Regions from separate parts of the Homo sapiens genome. Here region 1 is linked to region 2. A link is a loop called in an ENCODE intact Hi-C map of the cell type or tissue named here. Cell type or tissue: ovary. All regions are shown on one strand. Links, peaks and the distances in the headings refer to the core of each region. The heading gives the core; the rest is flanking DNA.

Region 1 (11,049 bases), core at 3,522-8,521, 380 kb after region 2:
ATTGTGATGAAATATACATAATATAAACTTTACCATCTTATCCATTTTTGAGTGTACAGTTTGCTAGTGTTAAGCACATCCATATTGTTGTGTAACAAATCACCAGAACTTTTTTTTTTTTTTTTTTTTGAGACAGAGTCTCCCTCTGTTGCCCAGGCTGGAGTGCAGTGGCACGATCTCGGCTCACTGCAACTTCCATCTCCCAGGTTCAAGCGATTCTCCTGCTTCAGCCTCCCAAGTAGCTGGGACTACAGGTGTGCGCAACCACACCTGGCTAATTTTTTGTATTTTTAGTAGAGATGGGTTTCACCATGTTGGCCAGGCTGGTCTTGAACTCCTGACCTCAAGTGATCTGCCCACCTCGGCCTCCCAAAGTGCTGCGATAACAGCTCTAAGCCACTGTACCCAGCCTCCAGAACCCTTTTCATTCTGTAAAATTAAAACACTATATCCATTAAACAATGCCCCATTTCCTCCTCTCTGTAGCCCCTGGCAACCACTATTCTACTTTCTGTCTCTAGGTCTTGACTACTCTATGTACTTTGTATTAGCAGAATCATATAGTATTTGTCTTTTTGTGATTGGCTTATTTCGCTTAGCATAATTTCTCCAAGATTCATCCATGTTGTGGCATATGTTGGAATTTCCTTCCTTTTCCAGGCTAAGTAATATTCTGGTGTATGTATATACCACATTTTGTTTATCCATTCATCATTCATCAATGGACACCTGAGCTGTTTCCATGTTTTAGCTATTGTGCATAATGCTGCTATGGAAACCTCTTTGAGACCCCACTCTCAAGTCTGTTGGGTATGTATTCAAAAGTGGAATTGTTGGATTAACATAGTAATTCTATTTTCAATTTTTTGAGGAAATATCATACTGTTTTCCACAGTAGCTGTATCACAAAGAGTTTGAAATAATAACAAATGCTCTCATGATACTATCGAGTGAAAAAAGGAAGGAAGCTATAACTTACATATACAGTATAGCCTTGACAAAGTTAAAAAAAAGCATAGGAAAAAAGATGAAGGAATTACATACAACTCTTAACCAATAATAGTGATTTATGGATTGTGGTAAGAATAGACTTTTACTCTCTTCCAAATTTTGTACTTGACTAATTTTCTATGATAAGCATATAGCAGCACACAACAATGAAGGGGAAAACGGTGAAAAAATTTTAGTAGGGCACATATTTATTTCTGGTTATCACATCCACTGCATGCATGCATTCATTCATTCATTTTCTTGAGACAGAGTCTTTCTCTGTTGCTCGGGTTGGAATGCAGTGGCATGATCTCAGCTCACTGAAACCTCCGCCTCCCAGGTTCAAGCGATTCTCATGCCTCAGCCTCCCAAGTAGTTGGGACTACAGGCGTGTGCCACCACTCAGCTAATTTTTTGTATTTTTAGTAGAGATTGGGTTTCACCATGTTGGCCAGGCTGGTCTCAAACTCCTGGCCTTATGTGATCCACCCACCTTGGCCTCCCAAAGTGCTAGGGTTACAGGCATGAGCCACCGCACCCAGCCCTGACTAGTCCATTTAGTTCACTAAGTTTACCAAAAGAAACACACATGCAATATATAAACATACACATACACACTTATTTTTTTCCTTTTATAACCAAAGAAGGAGAAACTAGATAGCCAAATTCACTTCTGAAAAGTTTAAGCCTAATATAATACTAATTACAACTCTTAGCCAAAGTAAATAAGCGATCTAGCTGGGACAGCTGAGCTGGAATCTGCAAGCAGCAAGGGTGGCAGGGCATGGGGCTCATGTCTGTAATCCCAGCTTACTTGGAAGACTCTGGTGGGAGGACTGCTTGAGCCCAGGAGTTCAAGTCCAGCATAGGCAACACAGCCAGACCTCATCTCTAAAACTAAAAAATAAATAAATAAATAAAAAACTTAAAAAAAAAAGTTTTTGTAATTAGCATGAGTGTCAGACTGGGTGATTCCTCTCTCATGATGCCCACTGCCATCCTTTCCAGGACAGCAGCAGATCCCTACTAGACGGCTACTCTCATTTCGTTTCTGGTCTAGGTCAGTTTAGTTTTCTTTCAGTAGTTAGTAAACTGCTTTAGACAGTAAACTGGATCAAGAAGGGAGGAGTGGAGGAAAACAGGAAGGAAAGGACTTGAAGGATTAATGAGCTGATTTCCATTAAGGCTTTGACATCCTGGAATGAAAAGCAGCCTGTAAGAGCAGAAGCCCAGTCCTTTCCTGAAGCCATGTTGCCAGCTGACCACTCATCACCAAAAATTCCCCAACAACTCCATGGCTATTGCTTAATCACCTCATATAAATCCCTATTAATCTTGCAAAGTCAAAACACAAATATAGGACAAAAGTCTTCATTTTATGTTCCCTCAATTTCAGAGTCAAAATTTAAAGACTGAATTGGTTATCCAATAGTGCCAATCAATTTTTTAAAAACTTTCTTTGAGAACAAAAGGACAAATACATATCCACTAGCATTTTTGTACTTATGGGACTGAAGAAACTCAGGCTAATGATCAAATAAATTAGGGAAGGAAAAGGGTGTCGGTGTTAAAATTTAAGGCAACATTTTTTTCTTTGCAAAAACATTAATTTTTCATAGCTTATATTCAAAAGATACAGAAAATCCTTAGTAGACTCAAAGGAACATTTATTTTTCTTTCATGTGTAAATTACCAGGGACATAAAAAAGCCTCTTCAGTAGTTGAATTTGGAATACTCTGCACTGTAATATCTTCATGGGAAAGGCAGGTGAGAAAGTAAAGACAGGGGTCTGTTCTGAGAAGGGACCGCTAGGACGAGAGGGGGTGTGTCTGAGCATGGAGTTAACTAGTATAGACAGACAACTCCCAGAACAAGAGGACCTCAGGGACAGGGCAGGCATGTGACACCGAGGCTTCATCACTTATACCCAGTTCTATAATTTGCTATTTAGGAACCTCAAAGTTATCCTGTCAATGATGTGGATAATATAGAAAAACTGATACATAGCTTTGGAATGCATTGTGCTGTCTGGCAGTATGTTTTCCTTCCAAACTCTATTTCAGGCTCTGAACACATTCTGATTAACACTTGTAAAAGTGTGCTGGGGAGCAAAAGGAAGCCTGGTGTTAGGAACCATTTACAGACCACCCACAAAGCGGAAAGTTCACACTTGGATAATAGAGAGTTGACTGTACTGGAAACAGAAAAGTGGCTGTCCTACATTCTGGGCAAGGAAGGTGGAAACCCAGTAAATTGCAGTGATTCATTCCTTTGTCTTCTAGAGCTGGAAAATCATGGAGAAAAATCAGAAGTGGGGTGGGGAGCAGAGGGAATGAGAATGGAAAGCCCAATTAGAAAACAGCAATAGGGACCACAGGACAGGTTTTAAAAGGCCAGGAGGACTTCCCTTCCTCTTAGCTGCAGAGGAAGCTGATGGCAGCTTTGTCAGCCATCTTCAGGCACTGCACAACATGAAGGTCCACTCAATGGCTGGCCTGCCGCTCCATCTCCTCCATCTCATCCAACAAGAGGTAATGGACTCAGGAAGCCAGTGGATAATGACTTTCTACGAGATGCATGAAGGAGTAGCAAGCTAAGGGGGCAGAAACTCCTTCCTTACAGCACTTTAAGAACTAGAGTGTTAGGATACTTGGGACAGTCCTGGCTAGAAGCAGGTTTCAGAGGATAATTTCTGGACAGCTCTGACTTCTTGATCCCCAGAAATAACAGGTAGGAAGAAGTGGCCTATTACCTGGCAAACAGCTGAGGGTACTGATGTGATATGTATCTTTGGGATGCTAAGAGCCACACAGAAGGCAAATGGTACTAGGCGTGGGTAAACACTTCATGGGTAAGCAACTCCTACTCTCTAAATAAAATGGAGAAAACAAGTTGGGTGCAGTGGCTCACATGCCTGTAATCCCAGCACTTTGGGAGGCCGACGCAGGTGGATCACCTGAGCTCAGGAGTTCGAGACCAGCCTGGGCAATCTGTTGAAACTCCTTCTCCACCAAAAAACCCCACAAAAATTAGCCAGGCATAGTGGCGTGTGCCTGTAGTCCCAGCTGCTCAGGGGACTGAGGCGGAGGGATCACTTCAGCCCCAGGAGGTCAAGGCTACAGTGAGCCGTGGTAGCGCCACTGCACTCTAACCTGGGTGACAGAGCATGACCCTGTCTAAAAAAAGGGAGAATAGACTAACAGACTAAAAATGAGAGGCTCCCAATAACTTTACCGGCATTTCAGACACAAGATAATTTCTCCATCAATATCCCTATCCAAAGCTATTAATGTTGAGACAATAATTGAGATACACACATCCACACATTGGGAAATCCACCGCTGGCTCCTTCACCAAAAGGTTTCTTACAGGAGCTTTCACTGTGTGGCCTGGGCATATTTCCTGAGCCCCATTCTCTGCCACTTGTGCCTTACACTTTAGGTTCCAGAGGGCTAACTTCCTTATGGTTCTGCAAACCTACAGTGCCGTTTCATATTGCTGTGTCTCTGCCTATGCCGTTACCTAAGCCTGGAATTCCCCTACCTGTGTTGGCCACTTGGCAAAATTCTGGCTCACTCTTGATGGCCAGTTTGATGTCAGCCCTCTCTCACCCCTCTTCTGGCGTAATGCTGTACCTACTACAGACATTTGTTATAATACTTAATATACCAGATGAAAATTATTTATACACGTCTTTCTCACTTCCTGGAAGTCCCTGGAGCCAGGACTAGCTCTTTTATATTTTTGTATCCCTATATCTCCTAACACAAAGGCTAGCAGGTAGCCTGTGCTCAACAATGCTTTGTTGAATTAAACTGATTTGAGAGCCTCACACAGCCCATTACTTGACTTGCCACAGAAGGTAAGAGCCCAACAAAAGTGACCAAAAGCACACTTTTTGAAAAATAAAAAAGAGAGGCTTCTACTTTAGACAGCCAATATACTTTTTTCTTTTTTTTTCAACTTGTTTGTTTCTCAAACTCTAAGCATCAGAAATTTATTTATTTTTGAAACAAGGTCTCACTCTGTCACCCAGTCTGGAGTGCAGTGGTGCAATCACAGCTCACTAGAGCCTTAAACTCCTGGGCCCAAACCATCCTCCTGCCTTAGCCTCCCAAGTAGTTGGGACTACAGGCATGCACCACCATACCTGGCTAATTTTTGTTGTTGTCGTTGTTTTGTAGAGATGGGGTCTCGTTATGTTGTCCAGGCTGTTCTTGAACTCCTGGGCTCAAGCAATCCTTCTGCCCTAGCCTCCCAAAGTGCTGGGATTACAGACATGAACCACCACACCCGGCCAATAAACTGACTCTTAATTAAATGCGTGTACTATGGCAGGAAAGGTAGTAACACTAACACATGCGCCTCTTCTGGAGCTACTCTGGTGGAACTTACAGAGGACCTACGGAGGGCCTTTGCAGTTAACACTATCCTACCACCACCAGAGTCCTGCAACACAGATTTTGAACATGGCATTACAGAGAGGACTCCCTGTATATTACATGAGAAATTCCTTTTACTCCTTCATCTTTCACACAGTAAATGTTCTAAGTTCCAGGATAAACTAACAATGGCAAGGATGAAAAATATGTTTCTATTCTTTTTTGCCTTGCTTATTCAAGCTACCTTACTACCCACCTAAGAAAGGCAACTTCCATCCCCTCTTGCTATTCACACCCTATCTGTCCCTCAGTGCCTGCTCAAGCCTACAGCAATCTCTAATCTCTGAGTTGCCACGGCACCTAAGAGTCTGTACCACATGATTTAGTCAATTACTGCCTTTCATTGTTATAATATCTAACACAGGACTGGGCACGCAGCAGGTTTCAACAAAAACAAGCTGATTGGTGGGCAGACAAAAAGCCATATTACATGCCCCTCAGTCACTTAGCAGTTTTAGAAAAATTGTCAAGAAAATATTTTTCTTTCTTTACCACAACCCAAAGTTCTAAAAGGATAAATACTCCAATAAGTTTAGAAAACTCATGCCAATGACTTTTAAAACTCCCCACAACTAGAAACAGCAATTCTCAAATGTATTCCTAACCCCTGATAACTCCTTGCTCATGTGGGATTTTAACATACCTCTTGGCCAGCCAGAGTTTGGCTTTGGTACAAACAGTGATGTCAGTCAGCTCGTGCTGGAAGTCTGAATTCGTTCCGTGTTTGGAGTCTGAGTAGGCTTGCAACAAATGAAAAACCTAAACCAAAAAAGAAAAAAAAATCCTGCTGTGAAAATATATTTTTCCTAAATGCTCAGTTCCTCCCTTTTAAGTTTCCTTAAAATGTTCCCCTCAAAGAAAACAGACACCTGCAGAATGTAGCTCTGGTCTCTTTGCAGAAAGGCATGTTGGTTTTGGAGGATGTAGCAGTGCCGAGAAACCCAAGTCCTTAATCCATACTTTGCTATGGGTTTCTCACACAATCCCCAAAACTGATGACTGTGGCCCAACAATCATCTGCCACAAGAGTTTATTAGTTACAAACAACCTATACACTGATTTCAGCAAAGAAATGCAAACATCTTTATGTTAGCTGTCGCACATGAAAATAAAATGTGCCTTTTAAAGTCAAAGTCTTAAATTTAAAGAAAAATACATTGTTTGAGAGTCTAAACTGGTTTACATGTCTGAGTTCATTAGAACAGTCGTGGCTAAAGAAGTAGGTCAAACTAATTCTTGCCTTAGCAAATACTGGGCAGTGATGTTTGTAACTATTTAGGGTTTTTTTTGTTTTTTTTTTTTAGCAGATCTTCCCTTCGATGTCAGGAGTGAATGCAGCAATGCAGACGTGCCCCACTTATACAAGGATACTCGTGTATATGCATGTATGCACGTATGTATGTACTGGATTCAGCAATGACATCCGCAAAGCCTCTGTGAGGAGTACAAATCTATAGCAGACAAAGAATAAGGACAAGGGCATAAATGAGATCTTTTGACCTTGGCTAGTGCCAAGGAGAGAAATGCAAGTCAAGAGAAATCCTTCAGTCTCCAGCCTCCTTATCTAAATCAAGAGGAAGAGGTGGGTGTGGCAAAGTAAGCATAGATAAACACACTAAGAACTCTGAAAGTCTATTTTAATAACATCTGTTTTCTTTCCCTATTATATCCTTCTCTAGAGCTGTGAATGATTCTTTCTGTGTAACCAGATTCAACGTTTTCCTCTCTTTCTCTCCTATCAACAATGGGCTGACAATAGTGAAATAATTGAGAGTTAGATACGGAAGGGGGTAATGAGAAACAGAAAAGGCCAGATAAAATCAATCCAGAGTCATCAGACCCTAAATGGGTAGACTGGCAGGTTTTACTGGGTCAGACGTCTGCAATCACCAACAACAAATACATGCCAAGCACCTTCTGTTTAGAGAATCAAAATAAATTTCTTCTAAACAGAAGTAACTGTACAGGAGAGTGCACACAAGTCCCAATGTGGAGACTGAAAATGCTTTGTCTAATAATGGATCTGTTATTTCAGAAGCAACAGATCAAATGTCATGCCTTCACCACACCCCCGCAGGGACCCAAACCACCCGACGTGGAGTCTGGAGCAATGGGTCTGGCTGGAGCTTCTGTTCTTATGTGGTGACTGCCAGAGGGAAAAAATACCTTCCTCAGCCTGAATCCCCACTGTCCTGAAAGAGCTGGCAAAGTCACTGGGCTTTGCTTTACTTTTCTCTACAGCTGCACAAAACCAACCACCAGGGCTTTTCATGGTGTCACAGGATCGCAATTAATCAGCAGACACCAGCAAAATGCATGACTTCGGAATTTACTTGTAAAGAAACCTGTGAGATTTTCAAATGCTTCTCATTTAGAAGCAATCACTTCAAAAATAACTCCTGATGGATGTTTAAACTTAGTCCTATATTTGCTCACCTTACTTGGCAAAAACAAGACTGTTTTTGAAACGCTTGGTAGCTCTGGTTTATGAAAATCAGCCTACAATTCTGTCACATTGGGTACAAACCAGACAATTGTGACCCTGGTTATTCACCAGGAATGGAGAGCGATCTATTTACACGAGACAAATGGAGAGCCAGGTACGCTGAAAAGAACTGTGGCGGAAATAAGCATGTCAAAGGGCCAGGGTCAGAGAAGTCATGGAAAAAAATGGGGCAGGGAAGGAGAGGGAGAAGAGAAGACAGGGGAAAGAGAAAGGAAAGAAAGTTTTATAAGCAATTGTATGAAACAGGTTAGTGTTTTTGAGATATTTTTCTTTAAGAAAATAAAAATATTTGAATACACAACTAACCTCATAGACATTTAGTGTGTTGGGTTCAAGAAAAATGAGACCATCCTTTGGCATGAGGTCCAGGTATAAGGCCAGGCCCTTTGAAACTAAGATTTGATCAAGGTCAGACTCAGGAGCTCCGGCAGCTCCCAAGAAGGGCAATTTGTCCACCAGCTCTTAAAGGATGGCAAGTAGCAAGGCAACTCTTTCTTCCTCACTTTCCTAAAGTTCTGGTCCCAAAGAATTCTGAGGCTAAGAAAGCAGTCAGACCCAGGCCTGTACTGAACCAAGCACAGAGAAACCAAAGCTGCCAGAACCAAGGAGGATGATTAACTGCCAACACACATGAGAACTCAGAAGTTCAGTGTCATTTTATGTGTCCTAAATTGGCAAACATTGTCAACAAATATTTATTAAACAACTCTTATTACCAGGCACTGTCCAAGGGGCTGCAGCAGAGACCAGATAGTTCCTTGCTTTCCTGTAGCTTACATTCTAGTCATGGAGACATGAAAAATCAATAGCTTTCCTGACTCTGCCTGGTCATGATTTACAACCTGCATGGCAGCATCGTCATCACTTTTGTTTGTATGCTTGACCTCCCCCTCCAACAAGTCTGATGCACTGTAGGAATTCAACAAGCATTTGCCAAATAAAAACGATGTTGGTGTTTGGTGCTTCTTCCTATATTCACTCCTTTAGGACACATTCCCTTGGGTTTTGTGAGCTATCGTAGTGCCGACTTCTGTGTCTGGAGTGGAACGGAGAGCTGAATCACGCCGTACTCCTCATCCCAGTGGATGCCTCATCTGATGGTGGAGGCAGGAAGGCTAGATTAGTGCTAAGAATCCAGCCTCATGGGAAAGTGGAAGAGCATGGATTTTGAAGCCGGGCAGAGATAGGTGTAAACCAGTTATCAGTTTTGCGGCTTTGGGCAACTTAACCTCTGTTTCTCCATGGTAAATGGCGTATAATAATATCTAACTTGTAGGACTGTAGAGAGATTTAAAAGAATATATATACTACTAGGCACGCACTAGGGAAGTGATAACAATGTTGATTCTTTTCCATGTTCTGTCTGCTCCCTCTCTTCCAGCCCCATTCCAAAAATAAACAGTCAGAGAAGACTTTGCAGAAAGAGTGATATGCATACGTGGCCTTAAAAACAGTCTTGCCAGAATCGAGGGAAGGGTATGCAAGCAGTGAAAACAATTAAAACACATTTTAAGGGTATTAAAATATTGGTAATGCCAACAAAAAGAGTGAATCTTAAACTATGGACTTTAGTTAATAATAATGTGTAAATACTGCTTCATTAATTGTAACAAATGCACCACATAAATACAAGATATTCATAGTAGGAGAAAATTGGGGGAAAGAGGTGGGGAGGAGAAAAATATTTGGGAACTTTCTGTATTACCAGTTCAATTTTTCCCTAAATCTAATGGTTCTAAAAATAGTCTCTTAATTTTTAAAAATATTGGTACTACTCAGGGGACAACAAGTGGTCCTGTGTGCGCAGAGAACAGCCAGGGTGTGCACAGGGTGGTGGCAGACACAGCTGGAGAAAGGAGTCGGGTCTAGTCAGACAAAGACCTTAAAGGCAATGTCATGGAATGTGTACTTTATTCTGCAGACGGCAAAGATTTCTTCAGAGAGTGCTGTTGGGTGATGAGATCTGTAACTTGGAGAAAAAAGCCAGGGGCAGTGTGGAGGTCATAGCAGAAGGGGTGGAATGCCCAGGACTACTGTAGTAGTCTAGACAAGAGGAGGGGAGGGTTGAAACCAGCGGCTCAAAACCAATAGCCTTTGGGCCAAAAGTGGCTGCAGATGTTTTATTTAGCCCATACAGTACTTTTAAATCAACCTTTATGAATTGGGATATTTCACATTAAAGTCATCCTGATTTCCATTTTGAAAAATTAGATCTGGCTATAGCGGCCCACCTTCCTGTAGGGCAAACAGTCACCTGGCCGGAGCTGAGCAGCAGGAGCTGGCCCCGGAGATGAGAACTGCACTCTCTAGACCACCGCTGTCACCACTATTACTATTGCCTGTTACTCTAGTCACTAAGACGGAGGGTCAATGCCATTTATCAAAGCTCTTAGGCTTTTTTGTTTGTTTGTTTTAAACTTTCGGAGAATCAAGAAAAAAATAAAATACTTACTGAACCCAAATCTCTACTAAAAGTTTGAAAACAAAGAATGGGCAGAGAGCCCCTGTGTTTATACTCATCCCCCTTTGGTTCACTTACCTGCCTGGCACGGGTAGGATTCTGATTTTGTGACATCTCCACCCCACCCCAATCTAAACTAAAACAGCAATGGAAGGAGAGGAAAGGATACATCTGAGAGAGCTTCTGCGGGCTGCAGAGGCAGGGCTTGGCAACTGCTTTAGACATGGAGTTAAGGCGCAGGAAAGAGCCTCTTAACTTGGGCAGCTGGTGAACAAGGGGCATCTTTCAAGATGGAGATTATAAGAGAATCTACAGCAGGCTTGGGAATGAGGGAGGGGAATTAATGAGTTTGGTTGGGAATATCCGTGTGATGACTGCTTTACTTAGGATAATTTATGTCGCAAAAAAGAATTCTTCAGGGACAAAAGGGAGCTCTATTAATAATCACACTGGGAAAAACAGAGGACAGATGCTTACCCCTAGCTGTAATAGGTCCCTTGGAGAAGGGTTAGAGGTGGACATAGGGGTCATCAGCACAAGAAACAGGAGAAAGCTTTGTTGCCCTAAGATGGTTATGACCCAATCAGAAAAAGACTGAAAGCACATTATGAAACAAACAAGTACAAGCCAACAGCATCATCCATGACTA
Region 2 (11,049 bases), core at 1,929-6,928:
GGGTCACAGGCAGGTCCCCAGGAGCCCTACCCCTGACCCCACTCACGTGCAGATAACTCTCCTAGCATGCTTGGCTGGCTGAGGGGCCTTCTTTGGGCCTTGGGTGTTTGAGGAAAGTGGCCAGAGGCCCAGGCCAGAGCAAACTGCTTAGATGGCTTATCTAACTCTACTGAGGCTCAGCTCCTGGGACAGTGGCTCAGTGAGTCCCACCATGGCCCTTTGAATGAGAGCGGCCGGGAGAGCTGCCCTACCCACTTCCCCTGCCCTCCTTCATCTTTGTCTACATCTGCATCCTCATCTTCATCCTCCTTATCTTCAGCCTCGTCCTCCTCATCCGAGCCTCATCCTGCTCATCTTCAGCCTCATCCTCCTCTTCTGGGCACTTGCATATTCACTTTCTTTCTGAATTCCACAAAAGTCTAGTTAGGCAGTGGCGCATAGACCACCTTCCTCATTAGGAAAGAAACCGACACCCAGAAGGAATAATAATGCTGAAAGCACACCTTTTATGTTAATGTAAACATTTTTGGGATAGGTAAATCCAAAACCCTCACATGATGAATTGTTAAAGAAGTGTACAAAAAATTAGCTGGGCATGGTGGCGGGCACCTGTAGTCCCAGCTACTTGGGAGGCTGAGGCAGGAGAATGGCGTGAACCCGAGAGGCGGACGTTGCAGTGAGCCGAGACCACGCCACTGCACTCCAGTGTGGCCGACAGAGCGAGACTCTGTCTCAAAAAAAAAAAAAAAGGGGGGGGGAACAGTTCAGAGTCCTGCTCCCAGCCCCGCCCCTTCCACTTCCCCACCTCCCACGAGGTAACTTTGTTTACTGGTTTCTTCTGCATCTCCCCAGAATGTCCTTATGTAAAATCCGAGCAAAAATGACCATGTGGTCTGATCTCTCTGCTTCCCACCCAGATGGCAGCATGCTATACACGCTGCTGTGCTGTGCTTTTCCCCACAGAATCTCTCCCCATCAGCTCCTAGAGGGTGCCTTCATTTGTTTTATGAGCACTGACCACCTGCATTGAGCGTGGCGGTCAGGCATTGTGTGTGACGGTCGGGCATTGTGCTAAGAGATCTACGTGGATTACCTTATTTAATCATCACACAAACCTAAATGCAGAGTGTGCTAGAACCATCCCCCTTTACAGATGAGAAAACTGAGGGCTGGAGAATTTGCATAGTCCGGGTCACATGCCATCAGATTCCAGAAACAGCGCTGTCATTCTTGCTGCCACGAGGTTCTGGAAAGGCCAGCCTCTTGATTTTTTTTTCTTTTTTTTGAGATGGAGTCTTGCTCTGTCGCCCAGGCTGGAGTGCAGTGGTGCGATCTTGGCTCATTGCAACCTCCGCCTCCTGGATTCAGGCAATTCTCCCTGCCTCCGGCTCCTGAGTAGCTGGGACTACAGGTGCACACCACCATGCCTGGTTAATTTTTGTATTTTTAGTAGGGACGGGGTTTCACTATGTTGGCCAGGCTGGTCTCAAACTCCTGACCTCAGGTGATTCGTCCGCCTCAGCCTCCCAGAGTGCTGGGATTATAGGTGTGAGCCGCTGCGCCCAGCACCAGCCTCTTGATTTTTTTTCCAACCCTCACTGGGTGGTTTGAATGCAAATGCTAATTGGGTTCAGCTGAAAGCCACAGTTGAACCAGTGACCTTAGATTGTTGATTAACACACCAATTGCACCATTTTACCACTCACAAAAGGAACAGGTCAGAATGCTATCTAAGTGGTTACAGATATGTGTCATAGTTTCACCAGATTCCCAACGTGTAAAAATGGTTATCCTTATTTCCTGGATGAGTAAAAGGAGGCTCAGCAAATTTAAGCCAGGATTGCAGCTTGGGTCTTGGGACTGCCTCTTAGTGGCCCCCATGGTTGGCTTCCCTTCTCCTACCTTGGCCCCTGAGATGCGGGAGGGGTTGGCTGCCAGGGCCCCTCTCGCGGGGGAAGGTAGTGGGGTGGGCCTGGCTCCCCAGATGGCCACAGTGGAGACAGGGCAGGCACTGGGTCAGCCCAGGTGGGTGGGAGAAGGTGCCATTGAAGGCTGGTAAAAAAGGGGTGAAGTGCTGTCACTTCCTTCCCAACTTGGGCCTCCTGCAACAGAAGGGCGCCGAGCCCTTGTGGCGATCCTGAGGGCACTACAGCAGCTGCTGAAAGTGATTCTTAACCAGGAGCTGGCCCTCAGGGGCAGCCAGCATCATGGCCTCTCCCTGGTTCCCTGCTTGCCCTAGACATGTGTTAAGGGCTCTGGGTGGGCCCTAAGCCCCAGCTGCTGGCTCATCTGGCAGCCACTGTTCTTCTCTTGGCTCAGCTTGACCATCCCATCAAAGGAAAAGCATGGCATGAATGGGAAGGCTTAGGGCTTGGCAGGAGACTGACCTTGGCTCTCAGAGTGGGGAGCCCTGGAGCCAGGGAAATCTAGCAGGAGGGATGGCCTCAGGTCCTTCAGGGGTCCTGGATACGGTCAGCACTGGGGGTGCCACTGGTGCCATCCAGCTTAGGGACATATGGATTCCTTCTCTCAGACTCCTCTGCCTGCCCCCTCTGCTCTCCTTTCCAGCGTTCACAACCCTGCCTCTCCCCGCGGAATGCCTGACTCCACACCACATGCATTAAAGCTGCCATCTGTACCGCCCTCATGGTGTGCCAGGCATCCAAGTATTTTACATACACACACACACACAATGTCAGTCAATCCTTGCAATACCCAAGTGAGGAAGGTATTACTACCATTATCTCCGTTTTACAGATCAGAAAACTGAGAAGTGAAGAGTATAGGGAAGTCTGCGTGGCTCCGGCCAGGCTGCTGCTGGAGGACCTCTACCTTCTCACCCCCAAGGACATGGGCATGGTGTTGATGGAGAAAGGAAATGGCTCACTCCGGGGGGTGTCCCTCATTCTGGTCCTCTTGAGCAGTCACTCTTCCATCTGTCCTGATGGTCATGGCTGGGAATCATGGCTGGGAATGGGGTCAACAGAGAAGAGCTTCCTCCCTCTTCTTCTTCCTTTATGTCTTTTCATCTCTGCCCACTCTCTACATCTTTTCCTTTCTCCCTTCTCACTTTATGTTTCTTTTATCTGCATTTCTCTCTCTCTCTCCCCGTCTCCTCTCTCTTTCCCCCACACCCCCGCCCCCAGGGTCTTGCTCTGTCACCCAGGCTGGAATGCAGTGGCACAAACAGGCTCACTGAAGCCTCGACCTCCTGGGCTCAAGCGATCCTCTCACCTCAGCCTCCCAAGTAGCTGGGACCACAGGTGCATAGCACTACACCCAGCTAATTTTTAAAATTTTTTGTAGAGGCAGGGGTCTCACTATGTTGCCCAGGCTGGTCTCAAACTCCTGGACTCGTGCCTCGGCGTCCCATAGTGCTGGGATTACAGGTGTGAGCCACCTCTGCCAGCTGGATTCTTTCAGCCCCAGCCTAGGCAGTCGCACCTGGCCTGCACCCTCTCAGCCCTGTATCTGCCTCTGGGTGTACCCGCTGCACAGAGCATCCCAACCCGTGGACTTGGGAGATGGATGGCTATCAAGCAGCCATTTTCTCTGTGTGCGACTTCTCACACTCTTCTGTTAGCCCCACTGCTCCATCACACTGGCACCCCCAGGGCAGGGTTTGTGCCTCCCTCACCAGTTGGAGACACTACCCCTTCTCCTCAGATCCTCTCTCTGCCCCCCTCACCCTTCCTTGTTTCACTGGCTATCCTTTGGGCCCTCTGGATCTGGGGCTGTGTGCTTGGTGTGGGCCAGCACAGAGCAACAGGGGCCCAGACACACCCAGAAAGAGCTCCCTGGAGGGCAGAAAGGCAAGCCAGGGAAGAGGTCAGCCTTGCAGAGTGTTGCTTTTTTGGCTTTTCTGAAAGTTGCGAAAATGTGGCTTTGTCTGAGCGAGTTAAAACAAAAAAATCAATGGTACCTCCCACAGATGATACTGTTGCTCAGGCTCCTGGAGCCACAGTTGGTAGACAAATAACACATAAAAATAGCCTGTGTTTCCCAATCTTATGGCCTCTGGGGGCTGCAGGGGGAGAGGCCTTGGCTGAGCAGGGTTTTCTGGCCCATTGTTTGCCTGCCCTGGGTTAGGGGTGGGCGTGGGGGCTGTTCGTGGGCACAGCAATTCCCGGTCAAAGAAGGGAGGAGGGTGAGTTCTTGGCGAGGATGAGCAAGATAACGCACACTTGAATGGGGTAGCTGTTTGATGTTTATTTTTCCTTTCCCAGGCCAAGAAATTTAGCACACTCCATTTTGAACTTCAGTTTCCACCAACTTTTTCCCCCAGCCTTTTCTTTTTTCTGAAAGTGTGCAAGGAGGACTGAGATACAAGGTCTTATTTCCATCTGGCCTCTGGCCCAGGAGCCTCGACCAAAAAGTTACTTAAGTCATATTTCCATCATTTGCAGATGGCTGTGTATTTATTTCTCACCAAAGTAAAATCCCAAATGGGCTTCAGATATTTGCACGAGTCAAAACTGCTTCCTCCTGGCAGGGCTAGGAAAGGGGCTTTGATCCTTCTGAGAAAACAGAAATGTTGGCCCTGGCCCAGAGAGGATGGTGCATTTAGGGGTTCCCATAACTACCCAAGATCCAGGCCCTGATGGGGTGAAGTGAGCTCTGGGGGCTGGAGAAGCCATATCCCTGAGATGGGCACAGGGCTTTGAGAAGCAAGCTGGAGACAGCTGAGTGATGAGGGCAGAAATCAATGCAGGTGGGGTCACCGAGCAGGTGAGTGGCCCAGAGTAACCCTCTGGAGGACCAGCCACCATCTGAACTCTGTGAGCAAGCCTGTGTGTGGAGGAAAAGCCAAACTGTGGAAAATTACTTGGGGAGAAACTGCCGCTCCCAGACACAGGGCCTGCTGTTGGGCCTGTGTTGTCGGCCCCGTCTCTTTCTTTGCGCCCTCATCCCCAGGGCGCTGAGCCTGGCACAGGGAGACAGCCGTGGCCTGAGTGCCCAGGCTGGTTCATCCCTGGGTCAGGAAGGGCAGCCCAGTTTGTGCTGTGGTAGGGCCTCTCCCTGGCACCAGGGGTGCCCTCACCTCCAGGGCAGAAATCCATTCAGGACTCACTGTCCCCCTCCCCATGTCCCACCTCCTGGCTCCTAGGAGGAGAGGGTCTGAGTGAGCATGGTGAGGGCCTCTCCGAGTAGGGGAGGACCCCTTAGGGCTGAGGAGGGCAAACTGGAGGGACCACAAAGGTGAAGAGAATGGCAGCCAGCCGAATGCCAAAAACTGGCTTTCCAATCACTTCTCTCCTCTCCCCATTCCTGTTGCGGTTTGTGGATGTCCAGTGCACATCTGCATCGCTCCCTCTGCTTCTTGGCTCTCGTTTTCCTCTGTTTTGGCTTCAGGCATCCCTTGCAACAGTGCTGATCTCTGTAAAGTGAATCCTGTGTTCCTGTTGCCATGCATTTTGAGACCTCAGATGTGTTCCCATAGCTTTGGGAAGGGGCATATGAGCCCCCAGGGGAGCTGAAGGCTGCGTAGAGGAACAGACCCTATGCATGGATGAGGCGGAATACTGCGAATATCACTGTGCCACTTCCAGAACTTTCCAGGGTTCCTCAGGGCTATCCTTCCTGAAACCCTTTTCTCAGCCCCACACAACTCCTCTTAGGCTGGGGATGTCTTGCCATCACTCTCACTACAGGGCCAGAGTGGGACCCTATGCCCCAGGGTCTGAATTTCTGGGTGGAGCCCCTGGTAAATTCAGCACTACTTTGCAGGGAGCTGGGACTCAATGTCTCTGGCCTCCTGCTTGGTTCTTCCCGGTTCGCATCTCTGGCTCTCTTTGGCTCTTTTCTCTCCAGGTCAGCCAGCAGGCCCTCCTCCCTACCCCGTCCCCTCCCTCTCTCCCCACATCTTGGCTCCACGCTCTGTTTTCCTTTAGGACTTGCTTTCAAAGAGCACCAAGTTGGCCACTAGCGTCTCTGGCCTGGCCCACCTTAAAGCCTGACCCTGACTCATGGTCCTGGTCCCGACAGGACGTGGTTCACACCGGTTTAGAAAACTCTGGACGGCAAAGTCACAAACCATCTGCACCCTCTTCTTCCGCCCCAGACGTTATTTATGTGTGTGGCTTTGTGTTCGTTGCTAAATGCGGCCTGTGTGAAGGCTGTTAATTAACCCTTTGAGAAATGCGCTTCCCATCGGGGCAGGGACAGGAACAAGGAGCATGCTTCTAATCACCGAAGATTTATCCTGCTTCAGACGAGGCGTTTAATGAAGGCAGGGGAAGGGGCTGGAGGAGATGCCCTTCGAAGCGGTTTAAAGAAAGCCCGTTTTGTGCACGCAGATTGTCAGAAGGGCAGGAAATTCTAAATCAACTGTGCTCCTGGGCCTCAGTGAGGGGACAGGGGGTGCATACAGGGAGGGGGAGGGGGCCTGTGGGGTCGGGGGAGGTCTAGGGGCACAGGCCGGCTATCAGGAAGCAGGGCCAGGCAGCTCTCCTGGGATGAGCTGTGTAGTCACTCAACTCTTTGGCCGTCTGTAAAATGGGACCGCGTCTCGCCTGCCTCCTCCCTCCAGGGCATCCATGGAGGGGACTGTAGAACAGAGTTGGAGGAGCCGCTTATAATACAAACAGTCATCAAAGAGTGACCATGCTGTGGGTGCCTTGGGAGGTGGGTGGGGGTGACAAAGTGAAAAGAGGGACTTTCTTTCCCAGTGAGGGAGGGTGAGCTCTGGGGTCAGGGTGTTCATAAGCTTTCCAGGGGGCCCTCTAGTTCCTCACCTGTAAAGTGAGAGGCATTCTGGAATCTTCACAGCTGGCTGTAGGATTATGGGTTTCCTGACACTGAAAACAACCTTTCTTCCGAAAAAGGAGAAATTCAGTTTTGGGTTTCACTCCCCCTTGGTTTCCCAGCCCAAGGCGCATCACGGTTCCCACCCTTCCCAGATGCACTGAGGGTGGTACTGGCTGGAGGGGTTGGGGGAGGAGGGCAAGCGGGAAGTCCCAGGACATCCCAGCTGGGCGTGGGGGCTGAGGGACGGAGTGGGCCACAGAAGCCCGCTGATATTTATAACTGCGACTCTTTACATTCTGTATAAAGGCATGCCTAAAAAGCACCATTGAGGGAGGGCTCAGACGCCTGCCCGCACGCAGCCAAGCTTCCTGTCAAAGCCGAATGAGCTCAGAAAACAAAAAAATGTATTCACAGCTCTGAGTCTTCCCCGCTTCCCAGGCTTATTTCGTTTGAAAATACTCAGAGTTGGAGGGAGAAAAGGTAGAGGAAACAGAGTCCAGCCTGACTCCCTAGGGACCATGTATCTGCTGCAAGGTTGTGTAATCTCTCAGAGCCACACATTTGCCGACTTGTAAGGTGGTTGTGAGGAGGAGGTGAGAAGATAGGTAGGAAGAACAAGGTCAGCAGGAGATGCACGAGCGGGCTCCCACTCCATCCCCCTCTTCCCTCCTCCCTCCCTGTCCTCCATCCCTCGCTTCCACCCCTTTCTTTCCTCTCCCCCAACCAGTCTCTCCTGAGGTCTGCCATATCACCCTCTCTGCTGCATCCCTAAGATGCCCAGATAAAACCAACCTAATATCTTTCAATGATCTGCCCCAGACAGGCCCACACAATAATGAACCCTATGATGGACAGAACCCAGATATCCCTATTTCGGCCTGCCGCATAGACAGTGGAAGTGTGCGTGTTTCAAGTTTGTACTTAGTTGGCTGTGCCTTAGCAAGCTTCCAGGGATTCCCATGCAAGCTGAAGTTTGAGGACCATTGTACTGTAACATGCAAATGCTCCTGAAGCCTTCAGGGAATTCATCCAGAGGTGAGGATTGGGGAGGGCTGATGTTTCCCATTTGGAAGTAGCTCCTGGGGAGCCCTTTGCTAGGAAGAGCACCTGCTTCTGGCCACTTCCTCCCTCTCTGAAGCTTCCCCCAGTGCCTCTTCCCAGGGACCCAGGAAGCCTGCTTTCCACTCCAGGAGTCAGGATGGAAGCTGCCTCTGGGGTGTCCACACCTGTACTGGGTGTCAGGCTCCTGGCTCCCCTCATGGCGAGTCCACCTCATCCGTGGTGAGGTGGGGAGAGGAGTGAGAGGATGTCTCCAGTGTTTCTCAATCACAGCCCCCTGCCCCAGCTCCCCACCCCAGGAGAGTAAAGCTACTAGTGTCCCTGGCACCTGGTCTTTCCTAGCCAGGGCATGCGTCTCGGTAGAACTTTCTGTATTGACGGAGATGTTCTGTATCCGTGCTATTCAATACAGTGGCCATGAGCCACCTGTCGCTACCTACTGAGTACTTGAAATGTGACTGGAGGCCAGGCTCAGTGGCTCACACGTGTAATCCCCGCACTTTGGGAGGCCAAGGGGAGTGGATCACTTGAGGTCAGGAGTTCAAGACCAGCCTGGCCAACATGGTGAAACCCAGTCTCTACTAAAAATACCAAAAAAATTAGCCAGGTGTGGCAGCATGTGCCTGTAATCCCAGCTACTCAGGAGGCTGAGGTGGGAAAATCGCTTGAACCCGGGAGGCAGACGTTGCAATGAGCCGAGATTGTGCCACTGCACTCCAGCCTGGGTGACAGAGCAAGACTCCATCTAAAAAAAAAAAAAAAAAAAAAAAAAAGTGACTGGAGTGACTGAGGAACTGAAATATGAATTTTCTTTCCTTTAAATTCCTTTAAATTTAAATGGCTATGAGAGGCTTGAGGCCACCATATTGGACAGTGAAGTTCTAGGAGCTCCTTCGATGCCTTGGCCTCTGAGGCCTTCCTTCCCGACATCCTTGGCATCTGCTCCAGCCCTGTGGAGTCCTGTCCCATTACATAGAGGGGAAGCTGAGGCCTAAGAGAGGGGGTACTCTGCCATGGATAGGAAGCGAGGGTAGGACTGGACCCCACCCCCTCCTCTGCCTTCCAGCCCAGGCCTCTGGCCAGCAGCCCCATTCGACCCTGGCCTCTGGCCGAGGTGTGGGAAGTTGAATGTGATGAAACCCAAGACCCCTTGGCTGGCACCCAGCTGTGGTTTTGCACTTGAGCTGCAGAGCTGGGTGGAGGCGGCTGGAGAGGAGTGTCAGAGGATGGGAATTCGGGTGGCCTGCCCAGCAGGCCCTGTGAGCAGGAGCTGTTCCCAAGGGGGTTTCCAGGCCAAGCAGGCTTCCAGGTTCTGTTGGTGTCTCCTGGCAGCGGAGGGCCCTGAGTGACCCAGATTCTCCTAGATGCCCCACTGTGGAGAGGGACAGAGAGGGGACCATGGAGGTGAATGAGCATGTGTAGCTGTGTGTAGTCAGTGAGTGGAAGTGGGGAGGGCAATAGCACTGGCTTTTCTAGGGAGGAAACCAGCCAGCTTGCTCCACCCTCCCCACCATCACCACCAGCTGCATAATTTACAGGGCCCAGTGCAAAATGAAAATGCAAGATCCCTTGTTCAAAAATTATTAAGGATTTCACATAACATGGGAGCATTAATCCAAGTTGTGGGGACTTTCTGACAGCAAGGCCCTGTGCAGCTGCCTTGGTCACCAACCTGTGAAGCTGGCCCTGCCATGAGCGCCTTCATCCTTTGAGTCTCAAAAGAACAGAGGATGGCCAGGCTTACTTTGGGAGGCTAAGGCGGGAGGATCACTTGAGGCCAGGAGTTTGAGGCCAGCCTGGGAAGCATAGCAAGACTCCGTCTCTACAAAAAATTTAAAAATTAGCATGGCATGGCGGCATATATACCTGTAGTCCCAGCTAATCAAAAGGCTGAGACAGGACAGCTTGAGCCCAGGAGTTTGAGGTTTCAGTGAGCTATGATTGCAAAACCCTATCTTTGGGCCAGACATAGGCAAAAGCTGGCCAATTCCTCCACCCCCAGCCCCATCATGGCTTCTGGAGACTTACGAAAATGGTTCCAAGTCTCCTCCAAGACACATATTCCATCCCCCCGAGTCTTCTTCTAGTCTGGCTAAATGGCCTTAGGCTGGAGAAGGGAGATGGTTCAGCATATGCCCTGATCCCTGCCCCAGTCAAGGAGGGGGACAGCCAGGGAATGATAGCAATGCATTTATCCAGCGTTTCCTGCGTGCCAGGCGCCTTGCTAAGGATCTCACCTGTATTATCTCATTCGATTTTCCTAACACTATGAGGCAGATAGTTTTGTTTGCTTCCTTTTGTTTGCACGGAAGGAAGGGCTTTCTGGGGTAAGAACAATGTTCCACGTCTTGACTGTGTGGTTATTACATGGGGGTATCCATTTGTCAAAATTCATCAAGCTGGGCACATAAAATCTGTGCATTTGTTGTATGTAAATTATCCCTCAATAACTTTATTGAGGTGCATTTATTAAAGAAACGTATTTTTTAAAGTAAGGCACAGGAGACTTTGAGAACTTGGCCAAGGTCAAATTCCTAAAGGATAGAGCTGGAATTTTAACTTGGGTACTCAAGAGTGGTGCCATGCCTGTGCAAAGACCCGGATCGAGGGGTCAGAAGGATAAGATCTCAGATGTAGTGGTTTCTTGTTCTTGAGCAAATTACAGGGCCTCTCTGAGCCTCGGGTTTCTCATCTGTAAAATGGGAACAAAGATAGTACCTGTGTTACAGGGTCATGGTTTAGTGCTGTCAGGGACATGTTGGAAGGGGGAGGACCCTGGGGAGCTGTACAGTGTGCTGCTTATGTCCTGCTGTTCAACCTGTAGGCAGGGGGCAAAGCTAAGGGGCAGCCTCCCATGTGGCCGCCCTCTTCTTCACCCTTATCAGCCCCCGCAGCTCCTTCAACCCAGGGCCCTGCCCTATTACGAGGAAGCAGGTAGCATAGTAGGTCATGGCTGGTGCAGGACCCAGGGCAGCAGGGGTGGCATACAAGGTTTGGGGTCCTGCCATGTGGCGGGGGGGGGTGGGGGGGGGAGTCACTGATGAGCTTCTATAAGGGGGAATTGATTTGGGATTTAGAAATGTGGAGGATTGCGGCCAGGTGCGGTGGCTCGCACCTGTAATCCCAGCACTTTGGGAGGCCAAGGTGGACGGATCACCTGAGGTCAGGAGTTCAAGACCAGCCTGACCAACATGGAGAAACCCCATCTCTACTAAAAATACAAAATTAGCTGGACGTGGTGGC

Evidence for each region. A loop is a pair of places that touch in the nucleus more often than their neighbours do. Peaks named below come from ENCODE experiments on the same cell type or tissue, not always from the same donor. Only the 100,000 strongest peaks of a DNase experiment are listed, where the experiment ranks them.
Region 1: it touches region 2 in a loop (2.3-fold over the local background); 3 of 110 quality-filtered maps call a loop at or near these places.

What each region holds. Positions count from the first base shown.
Region 1 is chr2:43,338,046-43,349,094 of GRCh38, forward strand. THADA (THADA armadillo repeat containing) reads right to left here. Exons shown (of 38, transcript NM_022065.5): 30 at 6,077-6,192. Among named protein-coding and RNA genes, the nearest start is that of LINC01126, 120 kb to the left of the region's middle. In ovary, for the core only: no CTCF peak of the experiment used is centred there; a DNase peak (open chromatin) is centred at 6,116; H3K27ac peaks cover 4,501 bases.
Region 2 is chr2:42,955,610-42,966,658 of GRCh38, forward strand. All of the region lies in intron 2 of LOC112268413 (a long non-coding RNA gene), which reads left to right. Among named protein-coding and RNA genes, the nearest start is that of LINC01819, 78 kb to the right of the region's middle. In ovary, for the core only: no CTCF peak of the experiment used is centred there; DNase peaks (open chromatin) are centred at 4,052, 4,352 and 5,852; H3K27ac peaks cover 5,000 bases.